5 separate regions of the Homo sapiens genome follow, and all the other regions are linked to region 4. A link is a loop called in an ENCODE intact Hi-C map of the cell type or tissue named here. Cell type or tissue: endothelial cell of umbilical vein. All regions are shown on one strand. Links, peaks and the distances in the headings refer to the core of each region. The heading gives the core; the rest is flanking DNA.

Evidence for each region. A loop is a pair of places that touch in the nucleus more often than their neighbours do. Peaks named below come from ENCODE experiments on the same cell type or tissue, not always from the same donor. Only the 100,000 strongest peaks of a DNase experiment are listed, where the experiment ranks them.
Region 1: it touches region 4 in a loop (6-fold over the local background); 3 of 110 quality-filtered maps call a loop at or near these places.
Region 2: a loop joins it to region 4, with 4 times the contacts of the local background. A loop is called at or near these places in 10 of 110 quality-filtered maps.
Region 3: it touches region 4 in a loop (2.7-fold over the local background); 3 of 110 quality-filtered maps call a loop at or near these places.
Region 5: it touches region 4 in a loop (5-fold over the local background); 17 of 110 quality-filtered maps call a loop at or near these places.

What each region holds. Positions count from the first base shown.
Region 1 is chr5:143,309,269-143,314,268 of GRCh38, forward strand. It overlaps NR3C1 (nuclear receptor subfamily 3 group C member 1), which reads right to left. Exons shown (of 9, transcript NM_000176.3): 3 at 4,734-4,900; 4 at 829-945. Among named protein-coding and RNA genes, the nearest start is that of NR3C1, 92 kb to the right of the region's middle. In endothelial cell of umbilical vein, for the core only: no CTCF peak of the experiment used is centred there; DNase peaks (open chromatin) are centred at 523, 2,403 and 4,353; H3K27ac peaks cover 4,226 bases.
Region 2 is chr5:142,709,881-142,716,649 of GRCh38, forward strand. No RefSeq gene overlaps it. Among named protein-coding and RNA genes, the nearest start is that of FGF1, 27 kb to the left of the region's middle. RefSeq lists a silencer at 3,322-3,521. In endothelial cell of umbilical vein, for the core only: CTCF peaks have their summits at 3,416 (motif pointing right) and 3,620; a DNase peak (open chromatin) is centred at 3,581; H3K4me3 peaks cover 559 bases; H3K27ac peaks cover 796 bases; H3K27me3 peaks cover 251 bases.
Region 3 is chr5:143,982,892-143,989,660 of GRCh38, forward strand. No RefSeq gene overlaps it. Among named protein-coding and RNA genes, the nearest start is that of HMHB1, 170 kb to the left of the region's middle. In endothelial cell of umbilical vein, for the core only: no CTCF peak of the experiment used is centred there; a DNase peak (open chromatin) is centred at 3,020; H3K27ac peaks cover 1,012 bases.
Region 4 is chr5:144,188,865-144,195,633 of GRCh38, forward strand. All of the region lies in intron 2 of KCTD16 (potassium channel tetramerization domain containing 16), which reads left to right. Among named protein-coding and RNA genes, the nearest start is that of KCTD16, 21 kb to the left of the region's middle. In endothelial cell of umbilical vein, for the core only: a CTCF peak has its summit at 3,370 (motif pointing left); DNase peaks (open chromatin) are centred at 1,247 and 3,357; H3K27ac peaks cover 2,482 bases.
Region 5 is chr5:142,919,145-142,925,913 of GRCh38, forward strand. All of the region lies in intron 10 of ARHGAP26 (Rho GTPase activating protein 26), which reads left to right. Among named protein-coding and RNA genes, the nearest start is that of ARHGAP26-AS1, 54 kb to the left of the region's middle. In endothelial cell of umbilical vein, for the core only: no CTCF peak of the experiment used is centred there; a DNase peak (open chromatin) is centred at 3,697; H3K27ac peaks cover 769 bases.

The sequences.
Region 1 (5,000 bases), core at 1-5,000, 880 kb before region 4:
CACCATGTTAGCCAGGATGATCTTGATCTCTTGACCTCGTGATCCGCCTGCCTTGGTCTCCCAAAGTGCGGGGAGACCAAGAAACTTTCTCAGAAACTTCTCACTGTTGTGTGCATTCAGGTCATGGAGTTGAACGTTTCTTTTGATTGAGCAGTTTTTCAAACACTCATTTTATAGAATCTGCAAGTGGATATTTGGAGCGCTTTGAGGCCTACGGTGGAAAAGGTAATATCTTCACATAAAAACTAGACAGAAGGATTCTCACAAACTTCGGGGATTACAGGCGTGAGCCACTGCACCCGGCCCAGGTTTCTTCTTTACTTGAAAACCAAAACAAAACCCATCCAGTTCTTCCTTGAGGTTTTTTTTTTCCCACCACCCCCCGCTTGAAGATCTGTAATAAAACACAGATCTCCAAGTAAAAGGTATGCTTTTAAAAGGCAAACAGAAAAATGGACATGTAAATATGTCTGATACAGAAACATTTCCAACCCTAGGGAATAGTTTTGAGGCTGAAAAAAGGAGTAAGAATAATAAAGTTGCTGCATGTTGTGTAAGTTTCATTATTACATAATTTCCTTTCTTTGTATATAGTCTGGCTGTACTGAATTCAGTGTGTGTAAGAAGAACTGGTGGATAAACAAACAATATGACATATTCATGAAAAAAATTTCCCATTTTTATTGGGCAGTAACATTATGCTAGTCAAGCATATATATACTGAACTGACTACATTAATTACATCTGCTTACGTGTATCTTCAAAAGTAAAATGATAAATTTTTATAAGCTACAGAGACAAACAATTGCTTTCAGATATTTATATTACCTTCCAGGTTCATTCCAGCCTGAAGACATTTTCGATAGCGGCATGCTGGGCAGTTTTTTCTTCGAATTTTATCGATGATGCAATCATTCCTTCCAGCACATAGGTAATTGTGCTGTCCTATATGGAATAAAAGGCACTATTAAAGTTTCACAGGTCTTCAAACATATTTTATAAGGACAGCCTCTGTCTTTGTTTCCGGTGGAATATAACCAAGACACCCACAGGTATTGCCTTGAGGGAATGTTCTTGCCTACATTGCCATTATGAGGTCGAGAGGTCAAAAACAACAAAAAGAGTCTCCCTTTTTCTGTTCAACAAACTGAAAACAGTGCAATAAAAAACCTTATTGCAGTATTCACATATAAAAAAAGTACACAAATCAGTGAACCATTTAATAAATTTTTACAAACCAAGAACCTTTATGTAATCAGCTCTCAGATCAAGAAACAGAACAGTACCCCAACAGGCCCCCTTTCTGCCCAATTCCAGCCAGTACCCACCAAGGGTAACTACTTTTTTGATAAACTGTGTTTTACACAGTTTGATAGATTATGTTTTTTTATTTTTATTTTTTTGAGATGGAGTCTCGCTCTGTCGCCCAGGCTGGGAGTGTAGTAGTGTAGTGGCATGACCTCACTGCAACCTCTGCCTCCCAGGTTCAAGCAATTCTCCTGGCTCAGACTCCCGAGTAGCTGGGATTACAGGTGCACGCCACCACGCCTGGCTAATTTTTATATTTTTAGTAGAGACAGGGTTTCACCATGTTGGCTAGGATTGTCTCGATCTCAGGACCTCGTGATCCACCCGCCTCGGCCTCCCGATGTGCTGGGATTACAGGCATGAGCCACCACGCCCAGCCAATAGATTGTGTTTTAAACAAATAATAGTTTGGGGTAGATGGTTAACTGTATCAGGTTCAATTCTTTGTAAAGAATAGGCCACAAAATTGACCACTAGACTATAATTCACCTTTGTTCAGAGCTGCTCTCCAATGCCAAATATCTGTACCAGCTGTTTCAATTTCTTTTTGTACTCTATAAATATCCTAGCTTCTTTACTTGGACAGAAAATGGAAGCACTAACCCAATTCTATCCCCTATAAATCAAAAGTACGATCAACAGATACATCTATTGATGAAGTGGTTATAATACAAAAAAGTTATACCCTATAAGGAATCTCTAAATCACTGTCCTACAGTTACTGGAAGAAAAAAAGAAAAAAAATCACCCACTGCTAAAAATGAAAAATTCCAAAGTTTTGTTTATATCCAACTGAAATGTCAGGATGTGCACATTACGCCAATCTTGATTTCTTTATCCCAGGTATGTCTTGTGCACAGCTAAGACTCTGAGCTATAGGATCAGAGGCAATGTACCTTCATAAGTTAAAAATAGCCCTTTGTGGTTATTAGCATGAAGTTGGACAAGTCTATCTATCTGTTCCTTATCTATAAAATGAGGAGTTTTAACTAGTATTCACTATTTCATAACACATGGCCACGTACAACTAATAGTCATTTCCTGTCAATCCATTCATTCATTCCTTGACTCATTTATTTATTTATTTTTAGACAAGTTCTTGCTACGTTGCCTAGGCTGGAGTACAGTGGTGTGTCATAGCTCTTTGCAGCCTGAATCTCCTGCTTTAGCTTCCTGAGTAGCTGAGACTACAGGTGCGATGCCTGGATAACGTTTTTTTTTTTTTTTTTTTTCCTGTAGAGACGGGGTCTCGTTATGTTGCTCAGGCTGGTCTCAAACTCCAGGCCTCAAGCAATCCTCCCATCTTGGCCTCCCAAATTGCTGGGATAATAGGTGTGAGCCACAGTGCACAGCCCATTTTCCTTGAGCCACAGTGCCCAGCCCATTTTCCTGTCAACCCTTCTGATAAGACAATGAGATATCTTATTTTGGAGTTCCTGTGTCTTCTACTACTTGGTAAATTCCCTTTCTAACTAATAGAAAGATGAGTCTTCAAGTCAGCTGAAATTTTGTGACTTTGTTTTGTTTATATGGTATTCATTTTTGTGGTTAAAGTCTATTTTTGGCAAATAATTCTGGTTTTCTATTTATGGTGGGTGTGGTAGCCAGCCTCCCAAGATGGCCCCCAGTGATCTCTGCCTCCTTGAATGCATGGTCTTGTGCAGTCCCTTTCCGTCCTTTACCAAGATTGGTCTGTGTGGCCAATAAAATATGGCAGAAGTGATGGCATGTTACATGTGAAATCAGATAATAAAAGACAATAGTTCTGCTGCATTGATCACATACTCTCTTGGATCATTTGTTATGGGGGATGTAAATTATAATGCTACTCACGTTACTCCACAGAGACCACAAGGATGCCAGCTTTGGCTAGTGTAGTAGTCCCACCTATTGATTAGAGTCAAAAGTAAAGCCCACCCCTGCCTAGTGTAAAGCTCTGAATAAAGTGCAACAACTTGCTGATACCCATATTATACTATGCCAATTTTGAGGGATAATCTATAATTCTAGCAGGTATTAAGAATGGAGTGCTAAGTGTAAGATATTTTCAATTCACAATGGGTTTATCTGGAGGCAACCCCATTGTAAGTCGAGGAGCCATACTGAATGCGTATCACTTTCCCACCATCATAAAAGTTGAAAAATCGTTAAGTCAGGGACTGTCCGTATTATTATTATCACTGCATTTATATCGTGGAAATACTTAAGCAGTTAAGAAAGTGAGGAGTAAAGTGAGGACACGAAGACGCTTCTGTCTTCTGCGTATGTGTTAAGTAACATCCACTTTATTAGGAGCAATGCACAAAGCAGGGCTGGGCTTTACTTTTGACTCTAATCAATAGGTGGGACTACTACACTGGCCAAAGCTGCCATCCTTGTAATCTTTGTGGTGTAATATGAGTAATTTTATAATTTGCTAATGTATTAAAAAGTAAAACAAAAGAAAATGACTCATCTAACTCTCATGGATATGCAAACACAACATGAGACAAATAATAATAATCCTCATACAGTGAATGAATAATTGTTTCTTTAAAAAATTAATATAATCAGAGCTTTAGGCCAAGCTACTTTCAAACTGCTTTAGAAATAACTAAATTATATGACAATTTTTTTCCTAGAGGAGTCACTGGTAGTATTAGGACATTTTAGACTCTCTTCTAATAAATTTGCTATGGAATGAATTTCTCATTCTTTAGGGAGATAATGCTGTTGCCCTGTCAGCAGTCTGAATCCATAACAAAGTAAGATTTGTGTTAATACAACATTTATATAGTGAAATCAGTTTCTCTAAAATACCTTTCCTGACCTCCTCAGGCCGAGTTTCTCTCTCCCTCATCTATATTATAATCTCTGTACCTTGTCATTGTTAACTCATCTTTCACTTCAGTGGAGTGTGACTTCCCAGAGGGTAAGGATCAGGTCTTATTGGTATTTATACCACTTAGCACAGTGCCCTGGCTTAATAGAAAAAAAAAATGAATAAGAAATGAAATGAATATCTTTTTTTTTTCCTGTCACAGTTCTCACTGTGACTCATTTTTGCCAGGCCAGTAAAGTTGGTGACTTTGAAACCTATTAGCTTATGGAAGTTAAAGCCCATGTTTCTAATACAATGAACATTATGTTATGCCCAAACTTAACACCATCATTTCATATGATAGCACTTTCTTATAGTGTTACCTTATGCTCCCTGACCAAACTCCCAGACATCAACTTGTACTTTTCTATTTTATTCTAGATCTTTTTGTATTGTTGTTTTAAATACTTTCCTGCCCATTAGAGGACCTAGGAGCCACCCTCCTCTCCCCTCTTAACTGATATTTAGCCTTTCATGGGCTTTGCATATAATGGAAATTTCAAAATCCACCCTGAGAAATGAAAACCAAGTAGAGGAAAAATAAACTCTTCAAAACACACACTACCTTCCACTGCTCTTTTGAAGAAAACTTTACAGCTTCCACAAGTTAAGACTCCATAATGACATCCTGAAGCTTCATCAGAGCACACCAGGCAGAGTTTGGGAGGTGGTCCTGTTGTTGCTGTTGAGGAGCTGGATGGAGGAGAGCTTACATCTGGTCTCATGCTGGGGCTAAAGAAGGGGAAGAACAGTGTTATGATTTAACTGTCAAAGGAATATCAAAATACAGTTCTCTTAGCTTCTCACTTCATAGTCAGAATGCTCACAGTGA
Region 2 (6,769 bases), core at 933-5,932, 1.5 Mb before region 4:
GACTCCACTTTTGAAAGAAGTTCTACTGTTATTAAATGCTACCAAATATGGTACAGAGAAATATTTTGTGAAAGGAAGAGTCCATTGACATGGCAAGCTTCATTACTGTCATATTTTAATAACTTGCCACAGCTACCTCAAACTTCAGCAACCACCAGTCTGATCAGTCAGTAACCATCAATATCGAGGCAAGACCTTCCACCAGGAAAAAGATTATAACTCACTGAAGGCTCAGACGATCATTACTATTTTTTTAGCAGCAAAGTATTTTTAATTGAGGTATGTACATTTTTAGACATAATGCTCTTGCACACTTACTAGACTACAGCATACTGTCAACATAACTTTTATAGGCACTGGGAACCAAAAATTTGTATGATTCACTTTGTTGCAATACTTGCCTTACTGCGGCAGTCTGGAACCAAACCCACAATATCTCCAAGGTCCACCTGCAAATGCAGGCAGTGGGCCAGGTATACATGCATACATATGCCTTATGTGAGGGGTGGGCACTGAGGTTAACTAGAAAGCATGAGCCTATTTTTGCCTTGTGGTAATAAGGGCCTCATATTGCCAAATTTTTCCATTTTTTTCAAAAGAAGTAGGAAAGGAAATGCAGGCTTTTAAAATGTGAAATCCCAATTTTCAATTGTTGGTTCAAAAAAAACTTAAATCTCAACTAGCCAAATAAAATGCATCTGGGGTCCACACCCAGCTACCCTATAGGATACTAATTTAAAATATCTGGACTATAGTCTATATTGATGAGAGAAGTGGGGTGAAACTTGGCATTCCCTTGCCATTAACTTCTAGCCTCCCAGTAGTCCAGGCTGCCTTGAATAAACACCAGACCATCATACAAAACAGAGTTTTTATCTTATTTATTTATTTATGAGTTGGGTGTCTTGCTGCATTACTCAGGATGGAGTGCAGTGGCACAATCATAGTTCACTGAGGCCACGAACTGCTGTGCTCAAGTGATCCTCTCACCTCAGCCTCCTGAGTAGCTGGGACTACAGGTGTATGCCACCACATAAGGCTAATTTTAATTTGTTTTTGAGAGACAGAGTCTTGCTATGTTGCCCAGGCTGGTCTTAAACTCCTGGCCTCAAGCAATCTTTCCACCTTGGCCTCTGAAAGTACTAGGATTATAGAAGTGAGCCGCTATGCTTGACCAAAACACAGTTTTTAAATCAATTTATGTCTTTACTGAAATCTCTTAAAGATGCCAAAGGGTGGGGTTTGGGTTCCATTCATAACACCAACATTTCTGAAGAATCCTCTTCTCTTGTCTCTTTCTCAAGTCCTCCTCATGACATCTGTGTTAGTCCGTTCTCACACTGCTATGAAGGACTGCCTGAGACTGGGTAATTTATAAAAGAAAGAGGTTTTAATTGACTCACAGTTCCACAGGGGTGGGAAGGCCTCAGGCGGAAGGGGAAGCAACCACATCCTTCTTCACATAGCGGCAGGAAGGAGAAGTGCCAAGCAAAGGGGAAAAGCCTTTCATAAACCCATCAGGTCTCATGAGAACTCAAGAAGAGCATGGGGATATGTGGAGGAAAAGTTAAATCTTAAATTTGAACTCAATTGAATGTGGACACAAACAATGGTCACCAAGTCCCAGAACAGGTTGCATGAGCCCCTTGAGGCGTTCATCCAGACGGTTTTGGAGAAATCTGTTCCTGTATGTTAGTTATTGAAAAACAACAAACAATCATAAAAACAAGTTGACCTTTTTGTGTTCCTTGAGTCCAGTCATGAAGGGCCCTCGTGACTGGGCCTCATGCCAAATAAGTCGTTACAAAAAGAACTAGGGTCCCATACCACGCCAAAGCTTCATGAGACCTCTCCTCATCTGTGCATGGATGAGCGGTCAACTCTGGAGCCCAGGCTGTTGCTTCCCTGTCTGGTGATGAATCCTCTATAGTCTGGTAAGTGTAGTGGCCGACTCTGGAGCCCAGGCTGTTGCTTCTGGTCTGGTGATGAATCCTCCATCGTCTGGTGAGTGTGTGTGTATATATATATAGTCTATATTGATGGGAGAAGTGGGGTGAAAGTTGGCATGCCCTTGCCATTAACTTCTAGCCTCCCAGTAGTCCAGGCTATATATATATATCTTCTCCCTTTTCCCCTTCCCATTGCAATTTGCTTGTATCATTTGCTTATTATATCTGCATTGCCATTTACATGGGATAAAGGTTGTTTACCCTTGAAGGTATTGCATGTGTGTCTTTTCTTTTCCCTTTGTGCATCTCCCTCATAGAAAAGAGTAACCGCCCCCATGATTCAATTGCCTACCACTGGGTCCCTCCCACAACACGTGGGGATTATAGGAACTACAATTCAAGATGAGATTTGGGTGGGGACACAGCCAAACCATATCAACAGCCCAGCAGCTACTTCAGTCCTCCTTAATTTATCTCTTGAATTCTCCCAAACCCAGCTCATCCCTGGCTTGTTTCTCTTATTCTTTCTCTCGCCTTCTGATCCATTCTGCTTTCGTTAGTATGTAACTCCCTGCCTTCTCTTAGGTAGACCCATCAACCCATCCTACCCATGGTACTGCACAATTCAGAATCCTTTCCCAAATTTTCCCTTATTATGCACAAGAAATACTCCAGGGCCAGGTGCAATGGCTCACGCCTGTAATCCCAGAACTTTGGAAGGCTGAGGCAGGAGGATCGCTTGAGCCCAAGAGTTCAAGGCTGTAGTTAGTGATGTTGGTGCCACTGCACTCCAGCCTAGGCAACACAACAAGACACTATCTCAATTAAAAGAAAAAAAAAGAAAAAAGAAAAAGAAATACTCCAGAACTTGGCTAGTGAAGACTAATTCCTCCTTCACAGGAAGGAAGTGGGGGCAGGGGAAAATGATGCTGTAAATACTCTAAAATATGTATTTTTTCCTGTCCCATCAGCTATGCCATCTGGGATGGGGTGACGCCTGGATGAGATGTCATTTTAAAGGACATTTCTGGGACATGCTGGCATCAAGGCAAGTTTTCAGGTGGCTGCCATTTCCTTGTCATTTACCTTCTATGGACAGGACAGAGTCTCCACCCAAACCACCACCCTCCCACAAAAGCGGGAAGGAGAAGCCAGAAGGGAGAGAAATCAGACTTTTCCTGATTTGTCTAATAATAGAAAGTTGGCAGAGCACGTCACAGAATAGAAAGTATTTGATAAAAACAGCATCTGTTCAGCTTGGGACTCGAGCCGGAGCTGCATGGAAATTTAATTTATTCCTTCCTCGAGTATTCCCATTAGAGTATCACAATTCTGTCTTTCTCATTAATGAGAGAAGTTGAAAACGTTGCTTCCTGTGACCAAAATGGCTTTCTTTCCCACGGGCTGATGGCAGAGGAGGCGACAGCGCAGCTGAGCGAGCGGCCAGCAGGGGGCGCGGCCCTGCCGTCCTCACACCCACCCCGGACACGGAGACGCGGGGCGAGCGGGGCGCCCCTTACACAGCCTGCGAGGGGAGACCCAGGAGGTTTTCCAAACAAGAGGCTTTGCTGACTCTAGGGGCCTAAGAATAACCACTGTGTAGTATCCTGACTGCCGGCGGCCTCAGTAAAAGTGGTAGACAGAGGCTTCCCTGTCGCTCAAGGAGCTCCCAGGGCTTTCTAGGCTTCCCGTTCTCCTCCTGTTTCCCAGGACCCACCAGAGTGCCCCCTGCAGGTCAGGACGGGAACCGACACCTGGCCTTTGTCAAAACGCATTCCAGCGCCCAGTGAATTACTGTCCTCACGCCTGTCACCTCTCCATCTCCGGCTCCTCGCTGCTCTGGCTCCTTAAAGTCCTGCTCTGGGCAAAGTGGCCTTAACAGGAAATCAAAGCTGAGTCAAACTAATAATAGTTTGGCTATTGATCAGGCAGCCCCTTTAAATCACCCGGTGTTTTGTTTAATTGCAGAAAAATACACATAACATAAAATTTTCCATTTTAAATGTACAGTTAGTTTAGTGGTGTTAAGTGCATTCACATTCTTGTGCAACCATCCCCACCATCCATTTCCGGGGCTCTTTTCATCCTCCCAGGCTTAAACTCCACACTCATTAGACAAAAACTCCCCATTCCTCTTCCCCCAGACCTGGAAGCCACCATTCTGCTTTCTGCCTCTGAATTTGACTACTCTATGTACCTCTTATAAATGGGATCATATTGTATTTGTCCTTCTGTGGCTGGCTTGGTTCACTTAGCATAGTGTCCTCAAGGTTTACCCATGTTGTAGTGTGTGTCAGAATTGCCTTCCTTTTAGGGGTGAATAATATTCCACTGTATGTATATACCACATTTTATTTGTCCATTCATCTGTCAATGGCCACCAGGATTGCTTTCACCTTTTTGGCCATTGTGAATAATGTTGCAATGAGCATGGGTGTCCTTTTCGAGATTGTTTTGACCTGTTGGTATTTTAACAGGACTCTTTAGGAAGGTAATCCCAATGGAATAGTTCAAGGTCCGAAGAAAGCTGATGGGAACTATTTTAGGAAGAAACAGATTTAATGTCCCTTGCACCAAACCATATCACCTACATAGGGGGCTGCCCTAGGATATATGTTCTGATATCATGCATTTTGTATTTCCTCACTGAAAAGGATAAGAAGTTGTGCCCAGTGGAGGGAAAATGTTTCTGACTCAAACAACTTCCAAGCCACTTGGCTCTCGGAATCTTTGATAGCCGTAGATTGTTAGGCAGTGACAGTGGGAAGCCAGAGAGTGATGCAGACACGAGCAGGCTTTGGTGTCAGACCCGGCGAACATTTCTCCTGACATGAGCTTCAAATATCTTCATGAGCGGATTCTTTGGGGGTCCTTGCTGATTCAGCTTCTATCCGCCCCTCTATGCTTTCCTGTGCCTTCAGCTCTTAGTTTTTCCCCCATCAGCATTGCAATATGCTCAAGAAGTTAACAAAACAAATTAACACAGAGAAAGCACAACCCTCCCTTAAGCCCTGCCTCCCTTCAGTTCCCATCCTTCCTGTCTCTCTCCTGCTGTGGCCTGTAGCCTGTCTTCTTGAAGGAATCATTTTCACTTGCCACTTCCATATCCCCACTCCCATTCACTCTTGAACCCGGTGCTCTCCTGGCACTGGATTCTGAGGGTTTCTGATGTGACATCTTGGTTCAAGCTTCTGATGGGAAGTCAGCCCCCTGTTCAAGTCAAAAGCCCTGCATCCTGAGAAGTCCTGGCACCTTGCTTCAGAGACAGTTCCTAGAATACCAGAAGATATATATATATATGTGTATATATATGTGTATATATATACACACACACACATATATATGTATACATATATGTGTATACATATATGTGTATACATATATACACATATATATGTGTGTGTGTGTATATATATATATACACATAAATATATACATATATATATACACACACACACACATATATATACTTCCTCATCAAAAGAAGGCCTAACAAGAACTTTTGTAAATCATCTTTCCTGGCAATGGAGTATAGAGGTTAGGGGACCAACTGTATCATCATCCACAGCTTGATATGACCCCCAGCTCTGCCAGTTGCTAGCTGGGTGACTTTGGGCAAGTTACTTAAGTTCTCTGCACCTTCTTACCCTGCCTCTAACATGACGATCGCCCCAGCACCTACCTCATAGGCCTATTAGGATAAATAAATAATGCATGTCAAGAGCTGAGCACAGGGCATGGCTCACAGGAAGCATTTCATAAGGGTTAACTCGTGACTACTTTTTATTGGCATAATACTTAAAGGTTGACCTTAGTAATTAAGTCTATCTTGATTTTCATACCTGTAAAATTTGAGTGAACAAATGTGGTAAGACTAAAGGGTTTACTGCAAATTTTCTAGAGAATAATTGGTTCCCTAAGTGATCAGAAACATTTGCTAAGGATAACATGAGGAACGACAGGGAGAAACATCACATAGGGCTAATGAAAAGGCAGAATCTCTGAATGGAGATGAATACTCCTAGATATTGTGAGATAAACCAAAAAGCGGGAGAGTGTGATTGAACTTGTGCATCAGTGATTAGCGTTGGATAGGATTAGCATGCATAAACACAGACTTTTTGGAAAACAGCCCCTTGAAAAGCTATCAGAACTAAAATATGATAATAGTCAACACAGTCTGGCCACCAGATGAGGTATTCTGCTGTTTGATAAATTTTATAAAACTGCAGACCTTATTTTAAACTATGTGGAACTATTCCAAGGACTGATTGCAGAGTACATGAATAGGTATGTGAGTCTGATAAAATAGCTGAAATAAGGACAGGATTGGAAGGACATTGAAGTAAAATTGGCACGTGTTGTTCCACATCTAAAGGCTGGAAGCCATTTGGGCAGAGGCAGAATCTGGGCTCAGAGTCTAGCCCTGCAGGACCCAGTGTGGCAGCTGCGTGTCTCTGGAGCACTGGAGAGGGGGCTACTGCAAATTAAGATCTGCTGTAAAGGTAAGATACACACTAATTACAAAAACAAGAATGTAAAATATATCAGAGATTTAAAAAATATTGATTATATACTAAAAAGCGTCAGCACAGTAACTCACACGTACTAAGCACTCAGGATATGTAGTCTATTTTTTCTGTTGTTGTTTAAACCCAAAGAGCTGAGAGTTTATTATATGTCAGTGTCCTAGGTAAGACAATACTTGAAGATACCCTCACAGTCTGCCAAATGGAAGAGGAAAACATTCCCGCTTTTTAGAGAGGTGGTTCTCAAATGGGAGAATTTTGCCTCCCAGGGCCATCTGGTGATGTCTGAGA
Region 3 (6,769 bases), core at 915-5,914, 210 kb before region 4:
CATATGCATATATGTGCCACGGTGGTTTGCTGCACCTATCAACCTATCATCTAGGTTTTAAGCCCCACATACATTAGGTATTTGTCCTAATGCTCTCCCCTCCTTTTCCCCCCACCCCCCAACAGGCCTCGGTGTGTGATGTTCCCTTCCCTGTGTCCATGTATTCTCATTGTCCAACTCCCACTTATGAGCGAGAACATGTGGTGTTTAGTTTTCTGTTCCTGTGTTAGTTTGCTGAGGATGATAGTTTGCAGCTTCATCCACGTCCCTGCAAAGGACATGAACACATCCTTTTTTATGGCTGCATAGTATTCCATAATGTATATGTGCCACATTTTCTTTATCCAGTCTGTCATTGATGGGCATTTGGGTTGGTTCCAAGTCTTTGCTATTGTAAATAGTGCTGCAATAAACATACGTGTGCATGTATCTTTATAGTAGAATGATTTATAATCCTCTGGGTATATACCCAGGAACAGGATTGCTGGGTCAGATGGTATTTCTGGTTCTAGATCCTTGAGGAATTGCCGCTGTCTTTCACAGTGTTTGAACTAATTTACACTTCCGCCAACAGTGTAAAGGCATTCCTATTTCTCCACATCCTTGCCAGCATCTGCTGTTTCCTGACTTTTTAATGATCACCTGGAATGGCAATTTTTAAAAGCAGTTTCTTAAAAGAACAAGTCTTCCCAAAGCATTCAGCTAAGTTTTCATTAAGAACAACTCTTTTGAACATGATTTCTTCATTTTACGTAATATTTTATTAAATGACACAATTACAATAGACTGTATTTGAATAGACTATTAATCTGCTGGGGCTGCTGTAATACAATACCACAAATGGGTGGCTTAAACAACAGAAATTTATTTCTCACAGTTCTGGAGGTGGAAAGTCCAAGATCAAGGGGTTGGTAGGTTAGATTTTTCCTAGGGCCTCTCTCTGGTTGCAGATGGCCATCTTCTCACTGTGGTGTCACATGGTCATTTCTCTCTGTGTGCAGTCTCCCTGTCTGTTCCTCTTCTTATAAGAACACTATCCTATTGGCTTAAGCCCCACTTTTGTGATCTAATTTTGCCTTAATTATCTCCTTAAAAGCCCTGTCTCCAAAGACAGTCACACTGGGGCTTAGAGCTTCAATATATGAATTTGGGGGAGAATATAATTCAGCCTATAACACAGGCACTAGCAGGTTTGGGGAGGGACAAAATTGCATCTTTGTCCCTTTCACAGATTAAGCTGGTGAACACAGAGTGCATAGCATTTCAGAGTGTGGAATACCAGCCATGGGAATCATCAATATGCTCTACAAAAGAAATGGAGAAGAGCAGTTAATCTAGTCTCAGGTTAAGTGGAAATTGATTAAGAGAATTTCAATTATATCTAGTTCATCTGCACTATCAACTTCTCCTTCTATGAAATGAGTTGCATCTCTGTACAAATATGGCTTAAAATAATAATTTTTAAAAGATTTTTTTAAATGAAGCCTTTCTGGTCCTGGTGTTTTCTACCTACTACTATATTTTTTCTTTTCTCTCCTCCCCTCCTCCTAAAAAAAATATAAAAATGCGTCCATACTTACTGTGTGCACTCCCATCTGCACTTCTCATTCTTTGCCATCCACTCGGACTGAGCATTTTTATCTTCTCACTTCCAACCCCATTGTACATAAATGGTCCCTCCAAAGGTTATTAATTACTTCCATCTTGCCAAATCCAATGTGATTTTCCTGTTCTATCTTGAAGTCTCATTAGATATCTACACCCAATTATTGTCCATTTTAAAAACATTTCATCTCTGGTTCTGTGACATCCTCCCTGGTTTTTCCCCTACTAACAAACTAGATCTGAAATCTTGGAGCATGCATGGCTCTCTCTGTAGCCCTCTTTTCGTCTTTGCTTACATTTTCTCCTTAAGAGGATTCTCATATCATCTCACGGCTTCAGAACACACTTGTACATTAGTAATTCTCCCATATCTCCTGGATAGACCTCTTTTCTTTTGACCATACTCACACATCTAGCTGCCTACCCAATATCTCCACCAAGATATCTAATAGTACCCTCAAAGGTAAAGGGACTGAAAAAGAATTCTTGCTTTCCACTCTCATCTCCAACACAGAAAAAAATCTTCTATGCAACCTTTATATCATCAGTGATGGGGTTGCAATCTACCAGCTACTCAGGCTAATCATATAAAAGCCACTCATGTTTCCTCTTTTGCTGTAGCAAAAGAGGGTTCAGGATAGATTCTAATGGATCTCACATAAATCCATCAGAATCTATCCTGACCCCTTCTGCAGAATTTATCCTGGATCCCACCACTTTTTCCTATCTCTATTGCTACCTCTCTTGTTGAAGTGACCAGCTCCCTCCCTTGGGTCACTTCCATGGGCTCTGAATCATTCCCCTGCCTCCATTCTTGCTGTACACTCCCTGCAGTCCATCCTCTACACAGGAGACAGAGTTTTTTTTCAAAAATGTAAATTAGATCATGTCACTCCCCAGCGATAAAATTTTTGAATGTTCCCTGTTATTTTTCAATAAAATCTAAATTCTTCCTCTGGACTGCAAAAAGATTCGACCCCTGCTGACTTTTTGGTCTCATGTTTCTTTATTCTCCTCATTATCCACTAGCTTTCAGTGAAATTGGCCTTCTCTTTGTCCCTCAAATACAAAAATAACTATTAGTAGATCTCTTCTCAGAGCCTTTGCATATGGTACTCCATCTTCTTGGAGCATTCATTCTCCAGATCTTCGCAGACTTGCCTTCTATTCACTCAGCTGTCAAGTCATGAGCCATCTCCCCAGAGGGGCAGCTCCAGGCCACCCCAGCTAAAGCAGCCTGTTCAGTTTCTACCTACCACTTCATTTTTATATAGCATATATCAGTACCACATATTATAGTTTTTATTATTTATGAGTTATATTTCCTGTCTCCCCACTAGAATGTAATGCCCTTGAGTACAAGGCTTCTGCATGCCTTACTCATCATCATATCCACAGTGCCTGGAAGAATGACTTACTGTAGGACATACAGGATAAATATTTCTTCCTTGATTGACTAAACATAACTGACTACTATGACTAATTATGTCCTGCATATATTTCCTAAGAGCAGGCAAAATGTGAAGCCAAAGGAATTTAATTTTGGGCATGACTGTAAGGTGTTGGTGTGTTGAATGGAGGAGGAAAGGAAGGGTAGAAGCTTTCCAGGCTGGGGCAATCAGACCCTGAGCACATTCCTTTCTTGCTCCTTGTCCTCCCTTTTCTGCTTGTAGGAATTCAGCCCTGGTGAGTTGATGACCTGGAGCTCGCATGCACTTCATAATCTCCTAGGAGACCTTTGGACTCTGTCTCCCTTTGGGCTTCCTTTCCTGTGGCTCTCAGGATCAGCTTTATAATTTGTGGAGGCCAATAAAAATGCAAATGTGAGGAGTATTGTTCAAAATGTTTGAGAATTTCAAGATGATGGCAGCAGACCATAAAGCCAAGGGTGGATCCCTTCTAAGCTCAGGGCCCTAGATGACTGCATAGGTCACAGGCTCATGAAGTCAGTCTGTTAGGCCCTTTTCCCAGCCTATAACCCCATTTTCTCTTCCATGCGCCTCCCACACACCCCATCCTCCCCTCAATCCTGTCTTCTCTCTCCTGATTCCTATCCCAAATGCAGCATTAATCCATTATGTGAAAGTCAAAACATTTAGTGGAGAGAATAATGGGCAGAGTGAGCTGGGAGCTTGAAAAATTGGGGAACGAAGGTGGAACACAAAGAAGTCTGGCAGGCAGGAAACCAAAAATGCTGGCTCACAGCATGGCAGATAACAATCACTCCTGGCTTAAAAGTCTCTGAATTTTTATAGCGTCTTTACCATTCTTCCAATTAGTTTTGTTTATAAAAGGGAGTAGATACATAAAGAAAAGTGGTGCTTTGTAGTAGTTAATTAGCTTGACATTTATTGTGATCATAAATTTTATCTTTTTAAAAATACTGCCAAAGGAGGAAAACCCATCTTTTATTCCAAATGCAATGAGTCCACCTTCCTCAATCTGTACAATAACCAAGCTGTACAAATTTCCACGTTTCTTTGCCTGTTTCTTTCCACTGGGAGAGATTCATCCCAACGCTGAGTTCATACATGAGGAATGAAGCACAGTTCATTGCCAGCAGGTCTGGAATTTGGCTCTTTTCAGTGCATTCAGGACTTCAGCAAAGCTTAGATAAAGCTAAAGAAATGAAGCGAAGAAATGGGACAACCAGAGGAAACTGTGGACTTAGTGACCTTTTATGTCAGTGTTTTCGTTCCAATGGTTACCACATATAATTGGCCAAATGTAATTTTCTCCTCTTCCCTTCTGACATTTCTTCAAATGACACATGTCACCACTGAGAAGTAGTCAGGGTACTGGATATAATATTTTCAAGTTTTTCAAGCTTTGAGTATATCACATTTTCATTTTCATATGAGAAAACATGGGCTCCTTCCTTCCTGCCTGCCTGCTTTCCTGCCTTCCTGCCTTCCTGCCTGCATTCCTTCCGCCTCACTCCCTCCCACCTTCCCACCTTCCCACCTTTCCTTCCTTCCCTTCCTTCCCCTCATTCCCTCCATTCCCTCCTTCCCTCCCTTCCCTTCTCTCCTTCCCTCCCTCCCTCTCTCCCTTCGTCCCTTCCTCCCTTCCTTCTTTCCTTCCTTCCTTCTTCCTTCCTTCCTTCCTTCCTTCCTTCCTTCCTTCCTTCCTTCCTTCCTTCCTCCCTTCCCTCCTTCCTTCCTTCCCTCCTTCCTGCCTTTCCTTCTTACTTACTTTATTTTCAGAACATCAAGGCCACCTCTCTCCTCTTCCCCTAACTTCAGGTGATTTTGTCTTTTGAAACATAGTCTAGCTCTGACCTATTTTGGTGACTTGGATTACCATGGAGATGTCTGATTTCTTAATTTAAAATATCTTCTGCCCAACTCAAACTACCTATTCACTTTAACTGTGAAAGCTGACACTGAGAAATATTTTTTTGAGAAGCCAAAAATCTAGAATGCAAATTACCTGAGATGACATCGAGATGCAGCAACCACATCCTGGTGCCATCTGTTCTTCAATAAACCTTAGTCCTGAAGTGGAGGAAACTATTTCATCCCATGTACAACAATTACCTGTGGCTCTTGTTCTTCCTGTGGCTGGGTAGATCCTGAACCAGACTTTCAAATCGTTGTTGGGTATGTGAACTCTTTCTCTAGCCTCTCATGTTGGTCAGGTCTATAGGAGCCTCAAAAACCATAAGTTGCAGTTCATTGTGAGAATAAGTACGGTGTTTTCTTGGTCATTTTAGACAATTTGCCACTAAACAGAAGGAAGTCTTAGTCATGAATCATAAAATAGCAGTAAACCATTCAAACTAAATAGAGCAGAAGGAGAAAATTTCTTGAAAAGTTAAAGAAGTATATCATTGAACCCATGAGTAGGAAGTGAGCCTTATGAGACATGTATTCAGGCAAACACAAGATCTCCTTTCTCTACATTCCTCTTTCCATTCCTCTTTCTCACTCATATACTTACTTACTCAATAGCAGTATATAGAGTGGGTATGAATGAGTATGGTCTCTGGAATTACACTTCCTAGGTTTGAATCCTAACCACTCTATGCCTCAATTTTCTCTTCTGTAAGATGGTGCCTAATAATAATATCTACTTCATGGTGTTGCTGTGAAGATTAAATGAGGTAATACATGTAAAATACATGTAAAGTGTTTTGTACAACATCTTACACCTATTTAGTTCCCTCAAAACTAAGCTTTCTCTGATTGCTTATCCATGCCCATGACTCAAACATGGTGACCTCTGTTCTGACTTTTATAAGTGATTTCAGTTCTAGAGCTCTCCAATAATTGACTCTGATATACTGATATTCCCTAGTTCCATATTCTTGGTAGGTAGCCACTCCTGGTCTAGTCATCTGTGGTTAAAAGGGACAGTGTTGGGGCCATATTAGTAGGAGCTAATACTCATTGCATGGCAGTACTGTTCTAAGCACAAAAACTTATTAATTCATAACAACCCCTAAATAGTTACTAGCTTTAATCTCATTTGTAAAATGAGCAAACATAAGATAAAGAAATTAAAATAATGGAGTTGATAACAGCAGAACCAGGATTTGAGCCAAGGACTCATGAACTTATTAGTCTATCATAGTGTTATTCTTAGTTATGAAGCTGACTCTCAGAAAGGAGGCAAAGACCTGTTCCACAAAAAAACGATTGTAGACAGGGAGAAACGATTAGCCTTGCTTGCACAAGAGAAACTTCAGGTCATCCATTTTTAAGAAGGCAGAGCCCTCTGTCTGTGTGAACTGATGCTAAACTCTAATATGACCTGAAATCCCAAGATACATAATTATTTGACTCTAAGTCTTAAGGGTCTTTGAATGAGATGCTGGAATCATACAGAAACACAGTATTACTGAATCACGTTCATGGAATTTGCATTTTGTTAACCTCTGAAATACAATTATCTATAGGCATTTATTTTTGTTTTTTTTTTTTTTTTGAAGATGGAGTCTCACTCTGTCACCCAGGCTGGAGTGCAGTGGTGTGATCTGAGCTCACTGCAACTTCCTCCTCCTGAGTTCAAGTGATTCTCCTGCCCCAGCCTCCTGAGTAGCTGGGACTACAGGCATGTGCCACCACACCCGGCTAATTTTTGTGTCTTTAGTAGAGACAGGGTTTTGCCATGTTGGCCAGGTTGGTCTCAAACTCCTGACCTCAGGTGATCCTCCACCCTC
Region 4 (6,769 bases), core at 843-5,842:
GCTTCTTTGAAAAGTGAATCTTTCTACAAAGAAGTTCCAAAAGAGAGATAAAAGATCAACTATACACAACATAATCAAAAGCAAGCCCTGTTGTCATGGTAAGGCCTTATATTCATGTGTAGGGTGTCTAAGTAGCACCAGTAATTTGCAAACACATTGATAAAGGCAATAAATAACAATGATATCAAAGGATGCACTTAGACATTTTGGACCCTCTAAGATATGCCAGGCTCTTTATACTTAAATCTACTGGAGTAGCAGTTCTGAAAGTATTTAACGCACAGCTCTTAACCTACTTGGAGAACATGTACTGTTTTGAAATTTGGATGAACTCTTGGGATCTCTAGAAAATGCAGAGCAGGTCACGCCTGTAATCCCAGGACTTTGGGAGGCCGAGGCGGGCGGATCACGAGGTCAGGAGATTGAGACCATCCTGGCTAACATGGTGAAACCCCGACTCTACTAAAAATACAGTAACAAAATTAGCCGGGTGTGGTGGCGGGCGCCTGTAGTCCCAGCTGCTCGGGAGGCTGAGGCAGGAGAATGGCGTGAACCTGGGAGGCGGAGCTTGCAGTGAGCCTAGATTGCGCCACTGCACTTCAGCCGGGGTGACAGAGTGAGACTCCATCTCAAAAAAAAAAAAAAAGAAAAAAGAAAAAGAAAATGTAGAGCAGGTACATAGAGTTTTGCATACAATTTCAGGGAATTCATGAATTTTGTGAATCCCGTTTGCAGACCTAGGTTAAGAATGGAGGCTTAAAGCAAATCGTGCTAGGTAATAAGGACCTTCACGGAATATAATTTTCCTTTCTGAGTAACTGTTGTCAGCCACCTTGTATCACAATACACATGCCCTTTAGTTTTTTCAGGTGGTTTGCCAGCATTTTTCCTCTTTTCCCTTATATTGGTCATCTCATTTTAATTCACATGGTTGCCATATTCCTTAGCCTTTTATGAAGGTAGTTAAGGTAGACTGCTATATTGTTATTTCCCTTCCTTCTCCACAGTGGCTTTAAAGAGTTTATGTGGCCTCTGTGTCAGAACTACTTATTGCATTCAGGATGAGGCTGACAACCCACAACCTGTGAAGACAGACTGGGGAAATCCACCGGAAAAGGTTTTGGAGGGAACTGCAGATTCGTTGTGAGTAACCAGACCCAGCGAGAGCAATGAATTACATAAGCACAAATGAATATGTCTGCATTTTGATAACCCTTCACCCCACCCGCAGCCAGGCACTTAGTCACTCTTTCCTCTGTGTCTCCTTAACGCTATTATACCTCTATTATAGCTCCTATCACTGCACTGGATTTATTTGTTTACGAGTCTGTCTCTCTTACTAGACTATGAGCAATTCCAAGGCAGAGTCCATGACTTATTTATCTCTGTACCTCAACCCAGTGTCTGGGTTAAGAGTGCAGGCTTTGGAGTCAGAGTGTCTGCACTCAAATCCACGTTCTGTACATTTGCGTAAGATCACTTGGGCTAGCTACTTGACTTATCTGAACCTTGGCTTCTCTCTCCTTCCGTTCTCTCTCTTTCTTACGATGCCTCACTTTCCTTTGTGCCTATAAGTGTCACACTAACAAAGCTTATTGTGAAGAATAAATGAAATAATGCTCAGCATAGTGACAGTCATGTAGTAGTGATTCAGTAATTGGTATCTATTATTATATCTATTAATATTACGATTGATTGTTGAATGAAAATTCCTTTCTTTACTATAGTTCACCTGACTGGAAAAAGCCTTTTTTAGCTTAAACTACTAAAGAACACACTTTTCCCCTACCTCTTTCCTTGTCCCCTCTGTCCCTTTGCTATTAATACCCCTCCCCAGTAACATAGTAATTAATATTCTATTTTATTTTTCTCCACTATATTTATTATCATCTGACATTCTATATGCTTATTCATTTATTGTCTAGAATGTGAGCTCTATGAAGGCAGGAGCTTCAGCTCTTTTGTGTTCATTGTGGAATCCCCATTGCCTATGGCAATGCCTAGCATGTGGAACATACTAAACAAACATTTACTGAATGAATGAGTGAATGGGCACTCACAGACACACACACACCACAACACACATAAAACATTCTCATTCTCTGCTGAAGGTGAGCCTCACTGATTGTCGTTAATGTGCGACATTCAATGTACACCATTCTTCACTTTGCCAAATGGGTAATAGAGCAGCTTTTATCTTTATTTCCCTTTCTTTCATGGCTGGGGGATAGAGGGAAAATATTTTTTAATACTGTTGTAAAAACGGAAATTCTTATTGCTTTAATGTCAAAGCCACACCTGTCAGTGGGGACATTGAATGGGAATCATTGGTGGAAGTCCTCCCTGATAAGTGAGCAAAGGGATGCTGGGGAGAGGGTAGATGAGTTCTGAGTTACTCTGTAGAAGTGGTGGTCGTTGAGAAACTTGTTTCTGTCATTTCTGCTCAAAAACTCACAATGACTACTTAGTGTTTACAGAATTAAGTTCAAACTCCTCCACTGTTCTTTCACTGGTGCCTTTTGCTCCAGCCAAACTGGATAATTGACTGTTCTTTTCCCAACTGCTGCTCCCCTCCATATACCCCCTGACACACTTACACACATATTTTTTCAACCACTTTTCCCTTCTACATAGAACCTTTAGCTTCTGTTTTCTAGGTTCCACCTGTCCTTCAAAGTGCAATAGCAACTCTGTCTAGTCATGATATTTCCTCTCATTCCTCTCATCCTCCCTCCCTAAGCCCTGAAGACAGCTGGCTGAGTTATCCTTCCTCAGATTTCTTTAAGAAATCTCACCTCCTCTTTGGGGGTGTTTACCAGCTTTTGCCTCCACTTATCTCTCTCTAGACTTGTCTGCTAAATTATCTCAACAGCCGAGACAGTTCCCTGTTTTTCTATGCATCTCAGGCTAACAGTGAGTGTTTGCGGCAGTGCTTCTGCATGGAGCTGCGTATTTCCATTTTTTTTTTTTTCAGCAGTACAAATAAACTTTAGGCCTTTTCTGATAACATGTTAAATATAAAGTATTTTTCTTATATGGTCAATACAAGTGAATTTCTTTCACCATTCATGCTGTAAAAGGCAGAATAATTAATAATGAAGGTAAATGTAGAGACAGGCTTGCATTTCTTGAGGCTACAGTGAGAAGGGATCAGTTTCTTATAGGGCTTGGCAGGGTATGTCAAGTTGGTGGACCAAAGGGGGCATCTCATTGCTGACTTTGGGAGCTTAAGACTTCACAAGTGGAAAGAAATTAGTAATTGAAATTGGGACTCAGTTGAGGATGCTGGGTAAGTGAACAGTGTTACTCAGGGTGACTTTCAGTTTCTCTTCTTCAAGGTTTCAGGTTGATGCAAGAGACTGTGATAACACTGCCCCCTTCTGTTACTCTAGATTGTTAATCCTGATGACGTCTCAAGTCGGCTTTGATGATCTTGACATGAATTTTTGATTTCTAAGAAATGCTTACTTAAGGCAGAAGAGAAAGGAAATCATATGTTCAATGTGATACACGATTTCATTCTATCAAGTTCTGCCTTTTTATAGTTTGCTTAATCATTACATTTTGTCATGAGGTTTCACTTAATTGCATTATAATGGGAGATTTTAGACCAGGGAACGAATAAAGCGAAGGATTGTAACAAAATCAATTAATTCATCTATTTATTTGTGTTCTAAGGGGTTACATGATTTCTTCTAGTTCCTAGAGCTTTCCTATTTCTTCCCTTGGAAGTTAAAGCAAGCCACTGGTTGAGGCACTGTGGCTTTTTCATTTATGACAGAACCTTTCAGATTTTAAGAGCAGTTGAAGAGCTGTGAATGCTGGTCCTTCACATATCAAAAACCAGCACCACTTTCTATGAATATCACTATTTTTGAAATGATTTATCTCAGAACTTTTGAATGTCTCTGTAACCATTTTTTTCCCTTTCCTTATCAGCCCATTTGTATGGAACTCTAAAGAAGGTGAGGCCAGATAGCAGAGAGCTTTGAATATACACCAAGGACTTTGGAGTTTATTCTATGAGCAGTGGTGAGCCAATTAAGATATCTGGGCAAATAATGGCATCTTTAGAAAGAGGACACTGTTAGCTTTGTGTCAAATGAACTGAGATGTAAAAACTTGAAAGGAGGAAGAACATTAACAGGTCCATATAGAAATACCACCACCTGTACCCCCAAAATCCTTGCTAGCTTTTCCTCATGTATTCTACTTCACTCTGGTCTGAGACATCATCATATATCACTAAATCCCTGTAAATTCTCCCCACTGATCTCCCTACAACTAATTTTGTTTCCCTGACAATCTGTTATCCCCATATCAGCCAAAGTCACCTTTTAAAAAGTAAGCAAACCAGAACATGTCACTTCTAACTTTAAATTCCCAATGACTTCCCATAACACATAGAATGAAATCTGTGGTTTGGTCCCTGCCTACTTCTCAGACCTGCACTCTCACCCTTGCTCATTGGGATCCAACTTGCTGGCTTTCTTGGTTCCTTGAACAAGCCGAGCTTAGTTTCACCTCAGACAGCTGAGCCTTTGCTGTTTCCATTCCACCTGCCTAGAGCACACTGTTCCCAGCATTTCACATAGCTGGCTCCCCTCCCCAGAGTCTCAGCCTGCAGTATCAATCCTCTTCTCCTTGCCCCAAACAAGATTTTTTAAATATTACCTATTCTATTTTATTCATAGCTCATTTCACTATATGAAATGATCTTGCTCATTTATTTGTTTATTTGTTTATGATCTGTGTGTCTGGCCTATAATGGAAGTTCCATGATGGCAAAGAGCTGGTCTACTTTATTCATTTCTGGATCCCCAACACATAGAGCTTATAGCTTAGTGTTGTGCCTGGCTCATGGCTCCATAATTATTTCTTAGTCAAATTTGGGTAAAAGGCAAAGAACAAAGGTACGACAAATGGAAGCGAAGAGAAGAGATATCTGAAAGAAGTATAGTAGAGAAAGTGGGTAGACTTAATTATTGAGTGTTGGGTGCCAATGGAAAGGGAGGGATCAGATGATGGATTTTCACTTGGACTGAGAAACCTGTGATGCTCTTAACACAGAAGGAGAACTTGGAGAAATGAAAAAGATGAGAGTGGAAAACAGATATTTAGCTTAGGACTCGAGTGTAAGGTGCTGGTAGATCTCTGTAAAAATGCCCAGCAGGTGTATGGAAGTTGAGAAGAAAGCAAGGCCAAGCATTTAGGTGTTACAGTCATTTGCATACAGTGAAGATGGTTCACCGAGACTGAATTAGTCAACAAGGGGGAATATTTAGGAAGAAAGAAGAGAACATTAAAAATGTGCAGACTTTCACTCAGATATCCTTGTATATAAAGCACCATGCTGGGACAAGTGACATCTAACAAATGAGGAACAAGCTCTGGAGCTTATGGGGCCAGAGATGGTGACACTGATAACTTGTCAAGTAGAAAATGTGTTATCCATGCGGGAAACATTACAACACTGCCGTATGGTGCTCTTTGACTTATCCAAACCACCTCTCAGTAGGAGGCTCTGCATCCTCAAGGGAGATTTATATGATTGCTCTGTTTCCTTCCCTTCACATCTGTAAGGGGTCCAGAGTAAGGATTGGTCAATGTTAGTGATGTGGCTCTACCCTGAGCTCTTGTGGAGCTAATAATTAGAACAGTTTGGGGAAGGAGAGAATTCATTTTTAAAAAGACACGAAGCAATGTGTTTGTAATAGCAAATGATACATTTGTTGAGCATTTACTATGGGCCAGTTAGTGCACTAAGCATTTAACATGCATTATTTATTTAGTTCTCACAAAACTCTGTATGGGAAGTACAATTATTACCCCTGTTGTACAGATGAGAAAACTGTGGCTCAGATGTATGTAACTTTTTCAGCTGGTAAACAATGGAGGTGGGATTCGACCCCAGGACTCTCTGATCCCAAAGCCCACCCTTTTAACCATGATGCTCTATTGCTTCTCTGTGCAAGAAATAATCATTTTTAGTACTTAAATTGTGTTTTGGTATTTTTTGTGAATACTATGAATTTGTGAATACTAGGTGAACTTAAGGAAAATTTTATTTGCAGTAATGAAAGGTGACCACAAATCCTTCAATGTTGTCATTTTGTGCTGATCAAAAGTAACTTGTTCTTTTATTAGATTTCCTTTGTGTCACACACTTGCCTTAAAGAACTGTTGCTTACACCGTCAGCTTCCCCAGACCCTCAGGATATCCTTAATTACAGGACTCCCTGTGTATCTGAAATAGAAATAGTGCTTGAAATCCTCCTCTACCACCATCCCCCAATTGTTAAACTATAGGCATACCCTGTTAGCATGGGGGAATCTCTTCCTGGAAATTATCACATTAACTACATTGATGCTATATGTGCCTTTGGCCCAAGATTTCTTCTATTTACCTTTCTTATCTTTCTGGGTTGCTGCAAGGCTTATGTTGTCCTTCAAAATCTCAAAGGATTTCTACCAGGCAACAAATGTCTGCTGATCTGGGTTTCTTAGACCACCTCCTTGGGGGCATCTGAGGTTGTTGCAGTGCAGCCTGCTTGCTACCATCCAGCACCTTTCATGATTTTTGCAGAATCTCCAGCACCGTTGCTTGGTCACCTTTTGTCAGCCATCTTGAGCTTCAGTGTTCACTGGCACACAAGGAACCACAGAAAGAGGGAGCTGGTGGAGTCAACAAATGGAGAGGGAAGGGCCACTCAAATGGCTCTTAGTCTTCACTGGCTGAGAACCAAATACAGATTAGCTGTACGGTAGA
Region 5 (6,769 bases), core at 904-5,903, 1.3 Mb before region 4:
AATCAAGTTAAAATGACGTCATTAGGGTGGGCCTTAATGCGATATTACCATTGTCCTTGTAAAAAGGGGAAATTTGGACCCAGAGATGGACATGTACACGAGAAGATACCGTGTTAACATGAAGGCAGAAGTCGAGGTGATGCACCTACAAGCCAATGAACACCAAAGGTTGGCAGCAGAGCACCAGAAGCTAGAGGAGAGGCATGGAGCAGATTCTTCCTCACAGACCTCAGGAGGAACCCTTGATCTTGAACTTTTAGCCTCTAGACCTGTGAAGCAATAAATTTCTGTTGATTAAGCCAGCCAGTTTGTGGCACTTTGTTACGGCAGCCCCAGGAAATGAACGCAGTTTGAATAGGGAGGGCCTTTCTCAATGAAGCAGCACTCATGCACCCAGCAGCCTTTAAATGGATAACTCAACACCTACTGCTTGAACAATCCCATTGCCAAGGAACCCCACTTCACAAAGCAGCCCATTCACATAAATTACCTTCTTCCTTTCTTTTCTTTTATTTTTTTACATGATTATAGCCTAAGCTTTCATTAGCTTTTTAAAAATCACCCTTTTTTGGCCTAGCGTGATGACTCATGCCTGTAATCCCAGCATTTTGGGAGGCCGAGGCAAGTGGATCATTTGAGCTCAGGAGTTCAAGACCAGCCTGGCCAACATGGCAAGACCCTGTCTTTACTAAAAATATAGAAAAAAATTAGCCGAGCATGGTGGTGGGCACCTGTAATTCCAGCTATTCAGGAGGCTGAGGCAGAAGAATTTGCTTGAACCCAGGAGATGGAGGTTGCAGTGAGCTGAGATCGCGCCACCACACTCCAGCCTGGGTGACAGAGGGAGACTCCATCTCAGTAAAATAAAATAAAAATCACTTTTTTTATTCTTTAATGAAGCAGCATTCTTGGGTGCTTTTGTATTACTTTGCCATAGCACCAAGCATTTGAAGGTTTATAATTTATATTGGTTAATTGAATAAAGACTAGATTGATCATTACAAAATGTGTCAACTCTTTGAGAGGATTTAGTGTAAAATTTCTGGGTTAAAAAATGGGACATGATTTCAAAGCAGCCATTAGTGGTAGCAGGATGTGAATCGGTAGTACTTGCTTATGTCTGTGTTCTGTCACTTTGAATAATTCACTCCGTCATGCAGTGTCTTAAGGAAATTCATGAGCAAATATAGGGAAAATATTTGTTTAGGCTAAAGAATCATGGTACTAGTCATTTGCCAGCATCCCTGGATTTGTTTATTTTCAAGAAATTTCTCACAGATGTAAGTGACACGTGGATATTTTCTCTCAGGTGTTTTCCAGGAGGGCCTAGTAAACCATGTGAAAAATAATAAAACTTTTTCTGATTCCCTGAATCAATAAAGTCTCTTGAGGGGCAGTGTTTACACTGGGGAAGGGAAATGATTACTTTTTTCTGGGGTTAGCTGACTCTCACCAATGTCCATACATTTGAAAATGCTGTGTGTTAAGTGCCCCTTTCCCAGCATTGGTACTCTCTAGAGGTGGGCAGCAAGGATAGCTTCTTAGAGATGGCAAGGATATTTAGTGCTGGAGTTGTAATAAGGGATAAGGCAAGAATAAACTTATCTTCATGGAGCTTACCTTTGAGTTTGGAATGCTCATATATACTCAAGCAACTAAGGTATAAACACCAGGATGTTGAGTGTTCCAGCAAACCTGGAGGGCCAGAATACTGGGGGGAAAGTAACAAACAAGAGGACTTTACCCTTCCATTCTTACAGGGGACGATGGCATGACTGGAATACGCTGAATTCATTCCCTCCCTCCTTCCTTCCTTATTTTATTGAGCATTACTACATGCTAGAGACTACTGGCAGTGGAGATATAAAGTTTACAAATCTGTAGGACTTTCTTAACAGACCTCATCTGATTTTCTTTCATACCAGTTCCAAAGTCCTTGTTTTGCAAGCTTTCCATGAATAGGTAAAGGGCAGTAGCTCTCCTCTGATCTAGTCCCAACCTAGCATTTCACATCCACTGTCAACTCTATTCTTCTTCTTCCCAGGTAACCTGCATTTGCACAGTAATAAGCTTTTCTTTGTATTGGTTGGTTGGGTGTTTAATTAGGTATGTTTTATATACCTCTGTTCAATTCTAAATATCTGTCTCAGGTGATTTGCTTCCAGAGGCAGAAGAACATTTTATGCAGCTTTTAATACAGTAATATGTGCATATGGCTGTTCAATTTTATTTTTTATGGTGACGTAATTTTGACATGGGTTAATTATTTTCTTTGAGGCCATGGTAAACTATTGTGTAAGAGACTAGAGGAGCTTAATCAAGTTAGTTGCTATTTAAACTAAACTTTTAGCAGGTGCTCACTTAACCTGCATTTGTGTACTGTTAGGGAAGAGACCCAGGAAAACTGAAGATTGGTGAAAGTCAGAATAGTGGAGGCCAGAAAGATTTTTGAAAGATCTGAAGAATCTACTGGAACCCTCAGCACCCTCATTTCAAATATGTTTGTATGGCAGGCTGCATGATGCAGGTAAAAAAGATAAGAGCATTCCTAAATTTGAATTTGGGATCTGTTCCTTACTAGCTGTGTGACTCTGGGTAAGTGGTTTAACCACATCTGTAAGATGGGGTGAATTATCACTACATTGCAGGATTTTTTCTGAAGGTGGAACACACTAATATTCCCCTCTGATGGAGTCCTATGTCTGAAAACATGGCTGTTGAATTTTTTTCTATACCCTAAAACCTGGGGCTTTATTGTTGTGATGGTGAACCTTAGCTTTGGTGGATATTCCTGTGAGCCTGCTTTTTGTCTTAATGGTGCTCCTTTTCCTGTAGTGTCATGAGTTTTCAAGTTATCTATAAGCTGAGAGGAAATACAGGTGCATTCGGGTTATATGTGCAAAGGGCCTGCTAGGGTAAGATTCCATTTTCAAACTGTGTATGTGATAACCTGTTGTTGATACATGCTTCAAATAAAGATAAAGTGTTATGCCCTCTCTTTCCAATTTATGGCCTCAAGAAGAAACTGTATTAATTTTAAATTAAAATAATATTGTTTCTTCTAGCTTGCTAAGAGGTGTGTGTGTATGCATTTGTGTGTTTTTGTGAAATTGTGTGACTGAGATTATGTGTTTTCCAAAAAGGATCATCTTATGTAACAGACTTTGTTTCAACATTCAACCTCTAGATGGCAGTTTTGTGTATGTATTAGTAACTATTAGAAGGTCCAGTTGAAAATCAGCTGTCCTATATACACCTTGTATACATTGACAGAAGAGTGTGTGTGTGTGTGTGTGTGTTTTCTGTAGAAAAAAATAATCATGAGAGTATTATTCCTTAAAGGAAGAAGAGTATCCTAAATGACTCATTCATTCTCTAGAAATTCCTTCCTCCCACCCTTTCATCACAAATCATTCATACCCACTTTCTTGCAAAAACAAACATGCTCAGTTAGTTGGGCCTCTGTTTAAACATTACCCTTTACCTGGCTCTTTGAACTAAAGTGCCAGGCCCTTTGCTTTAGGAATGGCTTATTTAGGATGGTGCAGAAAAGATGAGTGATTTCACTGTCCTGTGTGTGCTGAGAACCTGGCAGTCCTACTTTTCCCTCCTGGTGCAACGTGCCTTTATCTTTTGCAACACATGAATCCATTTTTCCTGGTTTCAGACTTCCCCTCCCTCCCCTTCTCACCCCTTGTTTGAAATAATATTTTATTTTGCCTTCCTGCTGGTTGGATTAGAGTGCTGGTCTCAATGCCATGACATTTCAGGCAGGAAATGGAGTTTTCCTTCCTCAGAGGGTGTTATATGACTCTGACTTCCATGACTTGAGTTGGGAGACGATACCATAGTTTCTGAATTGCTTTTTGGCTGTTCTGTAAAATAAGTTAGTGGAGAAGTTCTTGGAGTCTTAGAATTCATGTAGTTTGAACTTGTCATGGAGTTTTTTTTTTTCTTTTAATTAAATGAGAGCATGCCTGTTTGCTGTTTGATTCTGGTTTAACAAAGAATGGGGTATGGTGGTTAATGGACTTGATTGGGAGGGTGATTGAGGCAACCCTATTTTTACTCTTTAGTCTGCCTGGTGAAATATGGAGTTTTATTGGTTGAATATACCAGTTTATTTACCAATTTCTAAATATAAAATGAGTTTGTCTTTTTAAAATCAAAACCAAAAATGAGCTATTATGTAATTCTGGATAGAAGAAACAGTTCAACCAGTACATTCCACTTATGTACATTTCTGTTGATTGTGAGATAGAATAGTAAAAATGAAAAAAAAATACATGAAACAGAAGCTATATTTTCATAGTTTGTTATCAATAGTAGTAACAGGTATTTGCATTCTCCTTGAGTCTCACTCATCCCATCAGTGAATAATGCCTTGTCCTTGTGCAGTGTGTTAACATTTGCTTGCTTCTATGTCCCTGATACCTAGCATGATGACTGGCACATAATAGGAACTCAGTCAATATCTGTTGCATTTAAGAGCCATGCAATTTAATATGCCAAAGATGTCTTTGGGCTTCCCGATGTTTTACGACTTCAGTCTCTCATAAAAATGTAAGAACTTATCTGATGTGGTTGGTGATACCTACTTTTTAGACTATTATTATTGCTATGATCCTAATTATTTTAGGAACATTCCTCTAAAAATACTAAGGTTGCAGGCTTTAATAGGTTATGATTCATTCATTTATTAGGATCAGATCCTTTTTTTTTTTTTTTTTTTTTTGATACGGAGTCCTGCTCTGTCGCCCAGGCTGGAGTGCAGTGGCGCAATCTCCGCTCACTGCAAGCTCCGCCCCCCGGGTTCGTGCCGTTCTCCTGCCTCAGCCTCCCAAGTAGCTGGGACTACAGGCGCCTGCCACCGCACCTGGCTAATTTTTTTGTATTTTTAGTAGAGACGGGGTTTCACCGTGTTAGCCAGGATGGTCTCGATCTCCTGACCTCGCGATCCACCCGCCTCGGCATCCCAAAGTGCTGAGAGGATCAGATCCTTTCTAAATAATTGATTAGAAGCTACTTCCAAAACCTTCTTAGAGGGTTGACCCTTGCTTCCTCCCTCCCTCCTCTTTCCAACTCTCCTTCCCTCCCTCCCTCCTTCCTTCCTTTCTTCTTCTCCTTAAGATGCTGGTCTTTCTGGATCCCAGGACATGTATGCTACATGCACAGGGGGGCAGTACAACATTGTCATTAAAGCATGGGCTTTGCTTTAGATTCAGGCACACCTGGGTTCAAGTGCAGGCTTTGGCACTTACTAGTGGTGTGACATTATGCAAGTAATTTATGTGAGTCTCAGTCTTTTCACTTTTAAAAGAAGAAATAATGGTAGTGTCTACTTCATACAGTTATTGTGAAGAATGAATGATAATACAAGTAAAGTCCTTAGCACAGTGGTTAGCACATAATAAACACTCAGTAAATCTACCTGTGGTTTGGGGGCTGCCAGTTGCAGCATCTTCTGGTTTCTTACTTCCTCTGTCTCTCACCTGTACCACACCCAGATTATCATGGCATATTATTAATTCTTTCCATGCACAAAGGTCTTGCAGAAGGACCTCAATGGTTTATTACATCAGAGCACGCATAGTAGTGCAGATTCATATGTTCTGTCTCCAAATAGTAGATTACCATTGCCTTCCAGTGATGGCACTGTGTCCTTGAGTATTGGAAGAAAAAGGGAAGTAGCCCAAGTTCCTCCTTTGTGGATGACCTGGAGATACTCTCCTGAGTTTGACTGTAAGGTGAATCAAGAATATAGACAGGCATCCTTCATTGTTGGTCTTAATGCATGAGATGGATGACTTTATAACATGTAATGATGACCTAGGGTGAAGCTCAGATAGATTCAGAGGAAGACACAGACAACAGAAGTTGCAAACTGGTGGTCCACAGACATGCTTGGTTTGGCTTGAATAGTGTTTGAGGCAACAGTTTAAAACTGAAAAAAATCTTTAACTGCTGATCATGCCTTCCCGCATGCCAGCTACCGGTTGAGCTGAATGACAGATATTTCCTTTAGGTGGGGTGTGTGCTCTCTGTTCTGCCGCAGTCCCCACCATGCCCTGTTGCCCACCTCCCCCATGAAGACGAGTGACAGCTTTTTTGCTTTGCACTTGCACTGTTGTTTTTCCCACAGAGGGGAGATAATTCTTTGTTCTTTGTTTCTATCTGAAAGTAAAACTGCAAAAGAAAAAACCAAGAGCAACATAAGACCAAGTCTATTTTCCTTGGATTAAAGAATTTCTTATCCAGTTTCCCTAATTTTTCTTACTTACCGAGTCTCCGTAGACATTTGGGTCTGTAATCTCATAAACAGACATGGAAAAGGTGTCATTCTCCAAGATTATTCTATGTGGCTTTGGCCATATCTTTGTGTAAATGAAGCTCTTCTGAACCCGAACCATTGCATTGTCCAGGAACTGTTAGGAATTCATTTTCCCAGTAGCACTTTAGAAACAAAGGACCACTTCCCTTCCCTGGCACTTGCAAAACTCTTCTTGCAAGTGGATGGCAGCTGATGCTCCATTCCTTATCATTCCCCTTTGTCTCCTAAATAAGCATAAGGGGCAGGTTTCAGACACAGGCTTTGAGATTGTGTGTTCCTGTGGGTGCCTCAGCTCTTCTACTTTGAATTTGACCCTTAAATATACAGTAGTGTGGATGGAAGCTGGGGAATGAACTCTTGCCAACAGAAGATTTATAGTCTTATGAATGAGTAAATTCTAGATCTTTGGAGGTTGATTTAGAAAGAACGGTACTGTTA